Regions from separate parts of the Homo sapiens genome. Here region 2 is linked to region 1. A link is a contact called in ENCODE Hi-C data. All regions are on one chromosome and are shown on one strand. Each heading gives the region's core, a stretch centred on a gene start or an enhancer-like site at or near the end of the contact. The rest is flanking DNA. Distances are from core to core; before and after follow the strand shown.

Region 1 (6,546 bases), core at 2,315-4,814:
AGGTTTGTGCAGATGTGACTGGGCATTTTAAAGGGAGTGTGGGGAACAGGTGCCCAAATGGAGTCAGGGAAGTGAAAAATTACAGAAAGCAGCAAGAGGGTTGGGTAGCATGAATGTGATGAGCTGACTCTGCTACGAGCTGGCAGGTTGGGGCTGGCAGGGATGGGCTCCTGCTCCCCTTCCCCAGCCCCAGACTAGGAGACAGGCCTGTTTTCCTGATGATTACGTTCCAAAGGGTTGGCTCTCGGTCCTTGAGAAGGACATCCCAGAGCTGTAGGAGGTGCGGGCATGTGTGTCTCCAAGGGACTGAGGAAGGATTCACAGTTGTCAGCTCGGATTTTCTGAAGTAACTGTGCTAGGAAGGGGAGGCAGGGCAGGGGCCTGTTGTCAGGTGTGGTAGAACCAAGGGCAAATCCTCCTGACAGCCTTGAGCTTTTTCCGACAGGAACTCTGGGGGTGCTGTAGCTCAGGCTTCAGGAAGTCCTGCTGTGGTGGGCGGTGTCTCAGTGCAGGGGGTAGGATGGAGCCCTTGTGTGCTGAGAGCTCTTCTGTGGTTCTCAGCAGCCAACAGTGAGAGACACACGTGATTGTGAAGCCAGGCTTCTCAGGGCAGCCCCTATGACGGCACACATCACGTAGAAGGTTTAAATCAGCATTGGCTGAATGAGCGATTCCAAAGAGCAGCCAACACCTCTGTTTGCAGGAAGATGGAGTTGACGCATTTTCTTTGATCCTTCTGTTAAGTATAATGAAGAGTCCTGGACATTATCTATGGAATGAGCATAGTGAGCCTCTGCGGGATGGAGGCCAGGGGCCTTGGGCCTCGGAACAGCCTGGCGGGGAGCTGCCCAGGTTTCCTCGTCTGCCTCTTTCATCCCAGACTTGGAGCTAAGGAAGCACATCCCCAAAATGCCGACGCTCCCCAGCAAAGGACTAGGTAAATAGCAGCTGGGAAGACAGAAAATGTAGTTAATGCCTAGCAATAATGGAAAGAAAAACTTAATGGATATAAGGTCAGCAGCAGAATGGAGGCGACAGGAGCGCGTTCGTGAACTCAGAGATGGACCGATAGGAACTGCCCATCTGCCCATTCTGAACAGCAGAGAGAATACGATGGAATAAAATGAGCAAAGTTCCCGACACCGATGAGACCTGGGAATACGATGGAATAAAAGGAACAAAGTCCCCGGTGCCGGTGGGGCCACAACACAAGATCCAGCATTCCAGTTGTGGGGATCTGGGAGGGTCCGGAGGAGCTGAGATGGAGCCGCAGAGGCAGCAGGCAGCGTCTTCAAAACTAATCCAGTGTCTTTGCTGTTCTGTGGGTCTACTCAGGTTGTCTGTGTTTCTCTTGAGTCAGTTTTGGTAGCTTTTGTCTTTTCAGGAGTTTGTTCATTTCACCTCCGTTATTAATTTTCGGCATGCAGCTGTTCGTAGTATTCCTTTACAGCCTTTATCTCTGGAAGGTCAGCTAGTGTCTCTTTCACTCCCAACTGCAGTGATCTGCACCCTCTTTCTTGTTTCCTTGGTTGGCCCAGCTAAAAGTTTCTGTCAATTCTGTTGCTATTCTCACAGAACCAACTTTAGGCTTGACCGATTTCTTTTATTGTTTTTGTGTTCTTTATTTCACTTATTTTTGCTCTAATATTTATTATTTCGTTCCTTCTGCTTGGGTCAACTGAAGTTGGACTCCATCAAGATTAAAATTTTTGCCCCGTGAAAGTTCCTGTGAAGAGATGAAAAGACAAGGTAGAGATAAAGAGGAACTATTTGCAAGCTTCATATCTGACAAAGACGATTTGTTATCTGTAATAGATGAGAAAACTCTCAAAACTCAGTAATAGAAAAACAAAACAGACACACCTAATTAGCAAACAAGCAAAAGATATAGACAGACCTTTTTACCAAATAACATATACAGATGACAGTTAAGCCCGTGGAAAGATGTTCAACATCATTAGTCATGAGGGAAATGCAAGTTAAAACCACAGTGAGGTGTCACTGCACACCTGTCAAAGTTCAGAAACGGACACCATCAGATGCCAGTCAGTGTGTAGAGAAACTCCATCTCTGGTGCCTTGCTGATGGGAGAGTGACAGGGTGCAGCCACCCTGGAACCAGCTCGAGGGTTTCTTAAAAACTGCACTGCAGCTCCCATATGACCAGCAGTCGCATTCCTGGGTGTCGATTCCAGTGAAATAAAACCGAGGTTCGGACAAAACCCGACAGAGGACTCTTCCTAGCAGCTTTTGCATAATGGCCAAAAACTGGAAAGAATTCTGATGTCCTTCGGTGGTGATGGTTAAACAACGGTAGTGCCTCCGTCACACAGAGTAATACTCAGGACTAAGAAGGAATTCACTGTGGATAAACATACTTGAATAGATCTCCAGGGAGTTTAGCGGAGCGAAGAGCCCAGTCCCTGAAGGTCGTGTGCTGCATGATCCCATTTGCATGACGTTATTAAAAGGCTGAAGTGATAGACAGCCTGTGGATGGCTGCCGTGAGTTACGGAGACGCACAGGAGGAATCGTGGCTGTGAACGGACAACCCGAGGGGTTTTTGTGGTGATGAAATGTGCTGTATCTTGACTGTATCATTGTCGGCATACGGGTTGTGATACTGTGCTGTAGTTGTGCCAGATGTTGCTATTGGGAGGAACTGGATGAATGCTACTTGTGATCTCTGTATTATTTTTTATAGCTCCAAGTGAATCTGTAATTGGATCAAAATAAAAAGCTTAGATCAGGCACAGTAGCTGATGCATGGAATCCCAGCACTTTGAGAGGTCGAGGTGGGCGGATCACTTGAGGTCAGCAGGAGTTCGAGACCATCCTGGCCAGCATGGTGAAACCCTGTCTCTACTAAAAATACAAAAAATTAGTGAGGCGTGGTGGCACACACTTGTAATCCCGGCTACTTGGGAGGCTGAGGCAGGAGAATTGCTTGAACCCAGAAGGCGGAGGTTGCAGTGAGCCAAGATTGTGCCACCGTGCTCCAGCCTGGGTGACAGAATGAGTGAGACTGTGTCTCAAAAAAAAAAAAAAAAAAAAAAAAAAAAGTCATCAGCTTCATTATCTCCTAACAGCATCAGCTTGTCCTCTGAAACTTTGAAGGCAGGGATCGACTTCTCCTCTGTAACTGTAAAAGCCCTAGACGGCATCTTCCAGCAGAAGGCTGTTTTATGTGCACTGCAAATCTGGTGTTTAGTGTGGCCACCTTCATTGGTGCTCTTAGCTGGATCTTCTGGAGAACTTGCTGCAGCTTCTCCGTCAGCACTTGCGGCTTCACCTTGTACTTTTATGTGATGGGGACTGCCTCTTAATGTAAACCTCATGAACCCACCTCTGCTAGCTTCAGACTTGAATTCTGCAGCTTTCCCACCTCTCTCAGCCTCGTGGAACTTGCTCTGACTTAAGGGAATGTTGGGGCTGGTTTGATCTATCCAGACCACTCAGACTTCTCCGTATCAGCAATAAGACAGTTTCACTTTCTTATCGTTGGTGTGTTCAGTGGAGCAGCACTTTTAATTTCCTCCAAGAACTTTCCCTTTGCATTCACAACTTGGCGAGCTGTTTGGCACGAGAGGCCTGGCTTTCGGCTTATCTTTGCTTTTGGCACGCCTTCCTCACTAAGCTTAATCCTTTCTAGCTTTTGGTTTAAAGGAGAGACATGCGACTCTTCCTTTCTCTTGAATGCTTAGAGGCTGTTGTAGGGTTATTAATTGGCCTGATTTTAATACTGTTGTGTCGCCCAGGGAATAGAGAGGCCCAAGGAGAGGGAGGGAGGGAGATGGCTGGTCAGTGAAGCAGCCAGACACAAGCAGCGTTGGTCGGTGAAGCTTTTGCCGTCTGAGGAGCATAGTGTGTGGCGTCCCAGAATCAATGACAGCAGTAAGATCGGAGACCGCCGATCACAGACCACAACAGACATAACAGTGATGCAATGTCGGAAGTACAGTCAGGACGTGGCGCCCCAGAATCAATGACAGTAGTAAGATCAGAGACCACCCATTACAGACCACAACAGATATAATAGTGATACAATGTCTGAAACGCCATGAGGATTACCAGATGTGACAGAGCCGTGTAGGGAGCACATGCTGTTGGGAACATGGTGCCTCGCCGAAGGCAGGACGGCCACAAGCCTTCCATTTGTAAGAAGCACAGTATCTGTGTAGTCCAGGAGAGCAAGGCGTGCCTGGGTCCATGCTGGCTCCTTATTGTGGCCAGCACACTGTGCTCGTGTAAGATGTTAACAGTGGGGCACCTGGGTGTGGAATATGTGAAAAGTCTCTACCATCTTCTCCATTCTTCTAAATCTAAACCCGTTCTAAAAAAAAAAAAAAAAAAGAAGAGTCTATTAAGAAGACAAAGAAGGAGCCGAAATTTCCACGTGGCAGAAGGCACTGGAACCGGTGAGATCTGATGTGTACCTGGGCCTGATCCACGTTTGCTGCATGGCTGGACACCTTCGTGGGCGCGTGGAAGCTCATGCTGTGGGGGGAGCTGTGGGAGGAGCATGCGGCAGGTGGAGGTCTTCTGCGCGTGGGTGGGCACGCGGAAGCTCGTGCTGTGGGGGGAGCTGTGGGAGGAGTGCTGGAGGAGCCCTGGGAGGAGTGTTCAGGAGGCGGAGCGTGCCTCGTGCGCGTTGGTGGGTATGAGTGGCGTTGGTGGGATCTAGCTGACCACCTCCCACCTGGTTGGTCTGCATCTGTAGACAGCTTAGTTCTTAGGATTCTAGGTACCCAGTGTCATTTCCGACACCTGCTTGGGCTCCCTGTACTGCCAGGGCTGTTGAGTCTTTACAGCACCTCTGATCAGGAGCCCTGGCCTTGGGGAGGTGGGACAGGCACACGTCTGGGTTGCTGGGTTGCCTTTAGGGGTAAGCTCTTCCTTTTGTCTTCTGTTCAAAAGAGGGCCCACAGTGGATTCAGGCCTCTGATTTACCACTGCCTGGAGCTTGGGGAATGCTCTCCAGTGACAACCTGGGCTTCCGTGGGATTTAATTTTGATATATTGGCCTTTGTGTGTAGGAAGAGTCCAAACTCACGACCGGATGGATTGTCCTCCTCAGACTAGACACTTCATCCAGAGAGGACTCTGAGCCAACCCTAAGGGATTCAGGCTGGAGCTCTGGTTCCCCGCACGGAGGTGGCGCAGGAATGCATCGTCCTCCCCTGTCCTGACTTGTCAGCGCTCCTGCGCTCATGCCTGGGAGCCTGGACCCCAGCTCTGTCCCGACTTGTCAGTGCTCCCGCGCTCATGCCTGGGAGCCTGGACCCCAGCTCTGTCCCGACTTGTCAGTGCTCCCGCGCTCATGCCTGGGAGCCTGGACCCCAGCTCTGTCCCGACTTGTCAGTGCTCCCGCGCTCATGCCTGGGAGCCTGGACCCCAGCTCTGTCCCCACTTGTCAGTGCTCCCGCGCTCATGCCTGGGAGCCTGGACCCCAGCTCTGTCCCAACTTGTCAGTGCTCCCGCGCTCATGCCTGGGAGCCTGGACCCCAGCTCTGTCCCGACTTGTCAGTGCTCCCGCGCTCATGCCTGGGAGCCTGGACCCCAGCTCTGTCCCGACTTGTCAGTGCTCCCGCGCTCATGCCTGGGAGCCTGGACCCCAGCTCTGTCCCGACTTGTCAGTGCTCCCGCGCTCATGCCTGGGAGCCTGGACCCCAGCTCTGTCCCGACTTGTCAGTGCTCCCGCGCTCATGCCTGGGAGCCTGGACCCCAGCTCTGTCCCGACTTGTCAGTGCTCCCGCGCTCATGCCTGGGAGCCTGGACCCCAGCTCTGTCCCGACTTGTCAGTGCTCCCGCGCTCATGCCTGGGAGCCTGGACCCCAGCTCTGTCCCGACTTGTCAGTGCTCCCGCGCTCATGCCTGGGAGCCTGGACCCCAGCTCTGTCCCCACTTGTCAGTGCTCCCGCGCTCATGCCTGGGAGCCTGGACCCCAGCTCTGTCCCGACTTGTCAGTGCTCCCGCGCTCATGCCTGGGAGCCTGGACCCCAGCTCTGTCCCGACTTGTCAGTGCTCCCGCGCTCATGCCTGGGAGCCTGGACCCCAGCTCTGTCCCGACTTGTCAGTGCTCCCGCGCTCATGCCTGGGAGCCTGGACCCCAGCTCTGTCCCGACTTGTCAGTGCTCCCGCGCTCATGCCTGGGAGCCTGGACCCCAGCTCTGTCCCGACTTGTCAGTGCTCCCGCGCTCATGCCTGGGAGCCTGGACCCCAGCTCTGTCCCGACTTGTCAGTGCTCCTGCGCTCATGCCTGGGAGCCTGGACCCCAGCTCTGTCCCGACTTGTCAGCGCTCCCGCGCTCATGCCTGGGAGCCTGGACTCCGGTTTACATTTCTCAGCGTGTCCTTGGGCTGTGTGTGGTCTGCGTGTCCCTGGGGTTGTCTGTGGGGTCATGTGGCCCCTCTGGGCTGCCTGGTTTCCTTTTCTCCCACATCGTGTCTGGCATTTCTTTATTCAGAAATGAGGCATCTGTTGTTGGCTTCCCTGTGGAGTTTGTGTCCCTCCCTGAGCTCCCGCCTCTGTGGGGCCAGCCCCAGTG
Region 2 (6,546 bases), core at 2,704-5,203, 370 kb after region 1:
GAGCAGGGAGCGGAGGAGTGGTCCTCTCTGCCTCAGTTTCCCCACCGGCTCCTGGGCACCCCTCATGGCCCAGAGCAGGGAGCAGAGGAGTGGTCCTCTCTGCCTGACTCAGTTTCCCCACTGGCTCCTGTGCACCCCTCACGGCCCGGAGCAGGGAGCAGAGCAGTGGTCCTCGCCGCCTGACTCAGTTTCCCCACCAGCTCCTGTGTACCCCCGTGGCCTGGAGCAGGGAGCGGAGTAGTCGTCCTCTCTGCCTCCCCTCTGAAGGTCCCTCAAGCCCTGCTGGACCCCCTCCTGCCTCAGCCTGGGTTCCAGCTCTTCTCCAAGACCAAGACCCCAGCTGCCCCAGGACAGCTCTACAGGTGTGGAGGCCTGGTCCAGCCACAGCTCCAGCTTACTTGCTGTGTGACCTCGGGCGATGCTGGACCCTTCTGGAAAATGGACCGGCTGGACCATCTTCAGGGGCTGGACCGGCTGATCTCCGAGGGAAAGGAGGCACATTTATTTGTGAGACCATTGTCTTTCCATCTGGGGATGCCAGCTCCAAGGCAGCCAGGCTCCTCTGGGCTTTGTCCCAGGCTCCAGGTAGGGCACACAGTTGGCCCTTGTCTGCCATCAGCGCTCCCAGGGTGGTCTCTCACCTCCCGCCCTCCCTCCCCAGGAGGCTGGAAGAGGTGGGACAGAACCAGGTCTCAATCCACCAGCCTTGGGAAAGGGACATCCGGGGCAGGGGGCGGGGAGGGGGGGCACGGTGCTGGGCTCGAGTGCCCATAGCTGCCACCCTGCTTCCTGTTTACTGTCGGTGCCACTGACTGGCTCAGGGTGCACAGGGGTGAAGGGAGGCAGCAGCCCCCAACGACCAAGGCCTCCCACCCTGCTGGAATCCCCTGACCTGAACCAACACAACAGGACACAGACGCCAGACATAGGACCCCTCCACCACCCTCTCCGGCCCCACCCCAATCCGGGCCTCAGTCTCCCCATCTGTACAGCTGGTGCTGGAATGGATGGCGCCATCGTCCACTGCAGTGGCTCCACCACCAGCCACCCCCACAAACACCCACCCAAGGCCACTTGACACCTGAGCTTGTGCTGGAAGAAACCAAATCCACAACAAAAACAAAAAGGAAAGAGCGGGGGGGGGCGCTGGAGAGATGACAAATGTATCCAATGTCCGCGGCGGTGCCACCATCCGCTCCAGGTTCACGCCTGGAAATTTATGGCCTCATCACCCAGCCCTGGAGATCTATCTATCTCTCGCCTGTCACTCACTTGCATTTTTAATCCTGCCCCCCGCCCCGCCACCGGCCCCCTCGTGTATTTATGCACCACCCACCCGGGCATCTCGAGGGCCTGCCTGTTTCTTTCTTGTGAAGATATATGAACACCCCAAGTCCATGCACCTCTGCTCATAAATTTCCTCCAATGCGATGGTGTCTGAGTCTGGCACGGAGAAACACAGTCCCCTACCAAAATGGGGAATTGGCTTGTCGGGGGGGAAGGGATCCTGGGGTGGGGGCTCTGACCTCAGGGGGACCTTAGAAGGAGGCTTTCCTGAGTGCTTAGAAAATTCTATCAAAATCTAGAGCTGATGCGTGTGTGTTGGAAACAGATAGAGAAAGTCACCAACATGGGACCCAGGCAGCCACTCCGATTTTACCCCATTGATCTCAGGCACTGTGGTCATATTTTAGTCCCATTAATTTTTCTCTCCTGGAGAGCAGGTGAAGCCTACAAGTATACATTTAGGGTGAAAATATTCAAATGCCGGGGTCCGAGACAGGCAACTACTCCAGGCTCTGGCCCTGGGCGCTTGCTGGGACCCCGGACACCTGTTTCTTGGTGGGGACCGTGGTAGGGAGGTGGAGGAGCAGCAGCCTCTCCCTGGCCCAGGTGTGGGGAGCCTGCCTCCAAAGACACTTTGAAAAATCAGTGCTTTCCAGTGGCAGTCCTGGGGCATGGTGGGGAAGGGACGCCGCCCTCCCTCCCCTCCTCTGGTCCTGGGTGCAGGTGCCCACCACATCCCTGCACCCTTACCCCAGACTTACCAGGCCTCAGGAGTGTGGCTCTGGTTCAGGTGCCCACTGGCTTTTCTGGGAGTCGGGAGCTGCCTGCCGAGCCTGCTGTATCATCCTGAATTATACGCACACAGCAGTCCTGCTGCGGCCGAGGAGGAGGGGGCTGCACAGCTGGCTGTAGGACAGGGGGAGGGGCATGGCCCCCAATCTCTGACTTGGAGACCCCCAGGTCTTCTGCCCACTAGGGGTGGGGATCAGAACTCCCTGACCACCGTATGCCCAGGAAAATGAGGGACCCAAGTGCTGGGGTCCTGGCTGGGCTCCAAACCCCCTCAAATCCAGGTGAGGGGGTGACCCCCTCCCACACACGGCCCCCTGGAGTTTGTCCCCCTGCTTTGGTGGAGTGGGGCGCAAACCTGGGCTGGGACCTGTAAGCCAGTCTTCTCAATGCTTGTTCAATTAAAAGGTGGCAGGGGCAGGGACCCAGGGGGCAGGAGGCCAGGGGGCCAGCCAGGCAGAGAAGAGGAGCATGTTGATGCTTTTCAAGCAACCTATGCCCAACCCAATGGGGTTTCCCCCAAGGCTGGGTGCAAGCTGGACCTCTTTGGAGGCTGGGGGCCTCTCTAGGGGGCAGCCCCTGAGAGAGGCAATATGGGGAGATTTGCCATTTACATCTGCTCCTGGCTCCCGGTCCCTCCACAGCTTCTGTCCCCAGGCTCTCCGCACAGCCCTTAGCCCAATCGAGGGAATGAGCGGCAGAGGCAGCCAGCCCAAGCCAGGGTCCAAAGAGGCCCCACTCCGGGTGTGCAGGAAGGGAAAGTGCTGGCACGGAGGCTTTTTGAGGACGTGCACACCTGGCTCGGCCGGCCTCGACCCTTTCTGCTAAGCCTTCGTTTTTTTCAGAAGGCATGATCATCCTAGCCCCATTTCACAGGTGTGGAAACTGAGGCTCTGAGATTCACCTGCCCCAAGGTCACACAGCTGAGACCTGGAAAAGCCGGATTTTCATCTCAGAGGGTGTCGTTTTTATGGGGGGGGGGGCGGTGTGCGGTACGGCAGGCAGTGCCCCCCGCCCCACCCTCAGCATCAAGCAGGTGACCTGCAGGTTTCAAAGGATGGAAATGGGGGCGCTTGTCTTTAGAGGCAGGTTGGGGCACGGAGGCTTGGCAGCCTCCTCCCAGCCCCCAGAGGGACGAGGACGAGGATGGACTCCAGGTGGGGCGAGGGGTGGAAAGCACCCAGTAAGTTCAGTTCGGAGCGAAGCCCCCCACCCCACCCCCCCGCCAGTGGTTGGACTCAGGGGCTGGGACCGAGGAATGTGACCCCTCCCCGTGCGTGACTGGACGGTCCCCGCGCGGAGCGAGGAGGCTCGCAGCGTCGGGGGGAGGGCGGCCCAGCAGGGAGGGCGATGCGAGCCTGGGGAGGGGTCAGCGACTCGGCCAGGAGGTGAGGACAGCCCCCTAATTTCCGGGAAGGGAAGGGCAGGGGGCCGCGTCTGGGGGGCGCCGGGCAGGGTGCGGACGGCGAAGGGGGACGGAAGGGAGAGAGGCGCTGGGGAAGGGACCTCTCGGAGGCACGGGGCAGCGTGCGGGCTGCGGCAGCGACCCCGACCCGGGCCCCCGGGCTTTGTCGGGCTGAGCCTGCGCCCGCTCCGCCGCCGCCAAGTTCCTCCAACTTTGCCCGCTGCGCTCGGATCGCGCGCCAGGCCTGGGGGCGCAGCAGGGGCTGGGGGCGCACGCTGCGCACTCGGGGACGCCCGGGGTTCGAGGTGGCGGGGGGCTTGGCCGCGCCGCTCCCCGGGGGTGGTCCGGGTCCCAAGTCCCCCAGGTTCAGCGCCCGGCCGCGCTCGCCGCTTACCTGCCCGCCCGGCCTCGGTTCCGGGGCTGCGCCCGCAGCCGCCGCCGTCCTTCAAGCTCTAACTTCGCTCCCGGGATTGAAATTCCTCCCCAGCTTCGCCCATCGATCTGCGCGCGCGGCCCCGCCCCTCGCCGCGCGGCCGGGGGGGAATTCAAGCTCGCCCTGCCCCCTCCCGCCCCCCTTCCCTCCCTCCCTCCCTCCTTCTCTCCCTCCCTCGCTCCCTCGCCCGCCTGCGCGCTCCCTTCCACCCCCTCTTCCTCCGCCGCGAGTCCGGCTCGGAGCCTCTGGCCCTCCCCTTCTCTCCCTGGCCTCCCGAGCCCCCTGCTCTCCTCGGCTCCCCGCGGCAACCCGCTCCTTCCCTCTCCCGGCGACGCGCAGGGGCTGGGGAAGGAGGGGAGGTCCTAGAAAGCGCAGGGGGCGTCCTCGCGGTCCGTCCCCGGCCCTCCCCGCCCACATCTAAAAGGTGGAGGGGGTGGGTGGGTGGGTGGGGGGAGTGGGGGCGACAGCTGTTGGCTGAACAAGCTACCCGCGACTCCCACCACCTCAAGCAAAGCCAAGGCGTTCTCAGGTCCTCCCGTCGGTCCGCCCCTTATCCGGGAGGGCAGGGACCTAGGGGCGGAGAACGCAGGGCGCAGGCCGGGCCTCCTCTGCCCAGCCCTGGCCCCGCTTCCTTCCTTCATTCACCCCAACCTCTGTGAGGACTTCAGGGGGTTCTGGAGCACTCTTCGGCTCAGTTTCACCCTGACAACCTGCCTGTGCGGAAGCCCCCGTCCGCATGTTACAGGAAGGGAAACTGAGTCAAGAGAGGCCCAGAATCTGGCCCTACACAGCGCGTCGAAGGCAGAGCCCCAGGGGCAGCCTGGACCCCCGGCAGGAGCCTCGGGACTCCACGCTCGGGCCGGGCAGGCCCCGGCGGTGCCTGGACAAGCCCGCGTTCGCAGAACGGCCGGCGCCTGGGGACCCTCTCCAGTCCCCGCGCAGCCCGCGCGTCCCCGCCGGCGCCCCCTCCCCGCTTCCTGTCCCCCGCCCGCCTCTGGTTCCCGGCCTCAGTACCCCCGGCACGCTCTCCGCTCGCCGCCAGCAGCTGGGCAATTCAACGAGCATACAAAAGAGTTGACTCAATTCAAAGGCAGCAAATCAAGATAAATCCTATAGTGTGTGGGGACCGGAGAGGGAATGTGAATGAACGCCCACGACGCCGTTCAGTCCTGTATGGACCGGCCTAGCCCGGCTGCAGGGCCTGACACGCCCGGGTCCTAGGGTTCTCCAGGAGCCAGAATCGGAGAGTGGGCTCTGAGCTGCCTTGGCTCCCAGGCCCCCAGCACTGGCCCGAATTTAGTAATTTAGAGCTTGTGGCCTCCTTCGGCTGGCTGGGTGGGGCTCCCGTGATAGGGGTGCAGAGCCTTGAAGGGGAGTGCTAGGACGAAAGCCAGTGCGCCCCCACGATTTCATGCAAATACTGGGGGGCAGGGGCCCTGGAAACCCAGCACAGCCCCAGGGGCCGGCAGGAAGGGCACCGGTGGTTTGGAACACCTAAGCTGTGGCCTTTCTCCCTCTGCCCCGACCTGGACCACGGTCAGAGCCAGGCCGCAGGCCAAGAGCAGGTCCTTGTTTACCCACCAGATAGATACTGCAAGCCTGGGATGTGCCAGGCCTGGGCCTGTGGAACGAGGCCGGCGGTGAGCGGGGCACCCTCTCCTCCCTGCCTGTCTGTGAGGTCTCCCCAGCTGCAGCTCCACTAGGGAGAAGCTGGTCGGCCCCCAGAGCTTCCTTGGTCACGCTTGGAAGGTCCCAGTAAGCTACCCTCCAGCTTCTGGCCTGGCCAGCCTTGTGCAGAAGATGACCACCGGGCTCCGGGCCCCAGCCTATCCACTCCGCCTGCCAAACATAAACCCCAAGAGAGGTACTGGATCCCCATTTCCAGCAGGTTCCCCCAGGCCTGTGCTGGCCAAGTGCAGCCGAAGCTCTGGAATGAGCCTCCTTTGCCTTCGCAGGTGTCCCCCGTGTGCCCTGCGCTGTGCTGGGCGCCTGCCCGGAGGAGCCGCGCCAGGACGTCCTGCTACTTCCCAGGAGCAGGCATGATGAGTCCATTTCCTCGGGGTGCAAACTGAGGCCGAGGGCCTCTTCAGAGCGCCCTTGACCGGTACTGCCTGACCCCAGAGGTCAGTTCTGCGGTCACTCGGGGTCTGAGATCCACGGAGAACCTCAGAGGTCAACTTGAGGGGCGGGTAGGGGTACGCGCGCGGGGCCGTGGGAGGCGAGATCCCGCAACCTGAGGAGCCAGGACCCCAGCAGAGAGCGAAACCTGGAGCTGGGGGAGGGGACGGCAGAGGACTGGAGGCCGGGCTGCACGGCAGGGGTCGAGTCCTCGCGGCCGCCCCCCCCCCCCACCCCGAGCGGAGGCTGCGCCGTCCGGCTGCGACCGAGTCCCCGGAGTCCCGGCCGGGTCGCCCCTCCCCCGTGGCCGCGCCGATTGGCGGCCTGCTGTTACCCGGACGCCGGCGCCGCCGCCGCGAGGACATCTGTCCGGGGCCCAACGCCGCGCTCCACGCCCCCTGCCCCTCCCCCAGACCCAGAACCGGGGAGAGGACGCGGCGGTGAAGCTGGGAGGTTGGAACCTGGAGGGCGGCGGAGTCCCGGAGTTAACGGGGCGGGGGGCGGGGCCGGCGCT

Evidence for each region. Hi-C counts contacts between places; a loop is a spot of excess contacts on that map. Pooled maps may share reads with other maps.
Region 2: a loop to region 1 is called in a map with no recorded cell type, with 5 times the contacts of the local background. The contact joins the promoter of ELFN1 here to the enhancer-like site in region 1. A Hi-C loop is called at or near these places in 3 of 37 single-sample maps with no recorded cell type and 7 of 50 pooled maps.

What each region holds. Positions count from the first base shown.
Region 1 is chr7:2,035,014-2,041,559 of GRCh38, reverse strand. All of the region lies in intron 12 of MAD1L1 (mitotic arrest deficient 1 like 1), which reads left to right. Among named protein-coding and RNA genes, the nearest start is that of SNORA114, 51 kb to the left of the region's middle. Within about 2 kb of position 3,564, at least 13 of the 41 ENCODE cell types and tissues checked have a DNase peak (open chromatin) inside an H3K27ac peak, as active enhancers do.
Region 2 is chr7:1,667,684-1,674,229 of GRCh38, reverse strand. It overlaps ELFN1 (extracellular leucine rich repeat and fibronectin type III domain containing 1), which reads right to left and starts at 3,953. Exons shown (of 4, transcript NM_001128636.4): 1 at 3,876-3,953. RefSeq lists enhancers at 2,401-3,107, 3,108-3,814, 3,815-4,521, 4,522-5,229.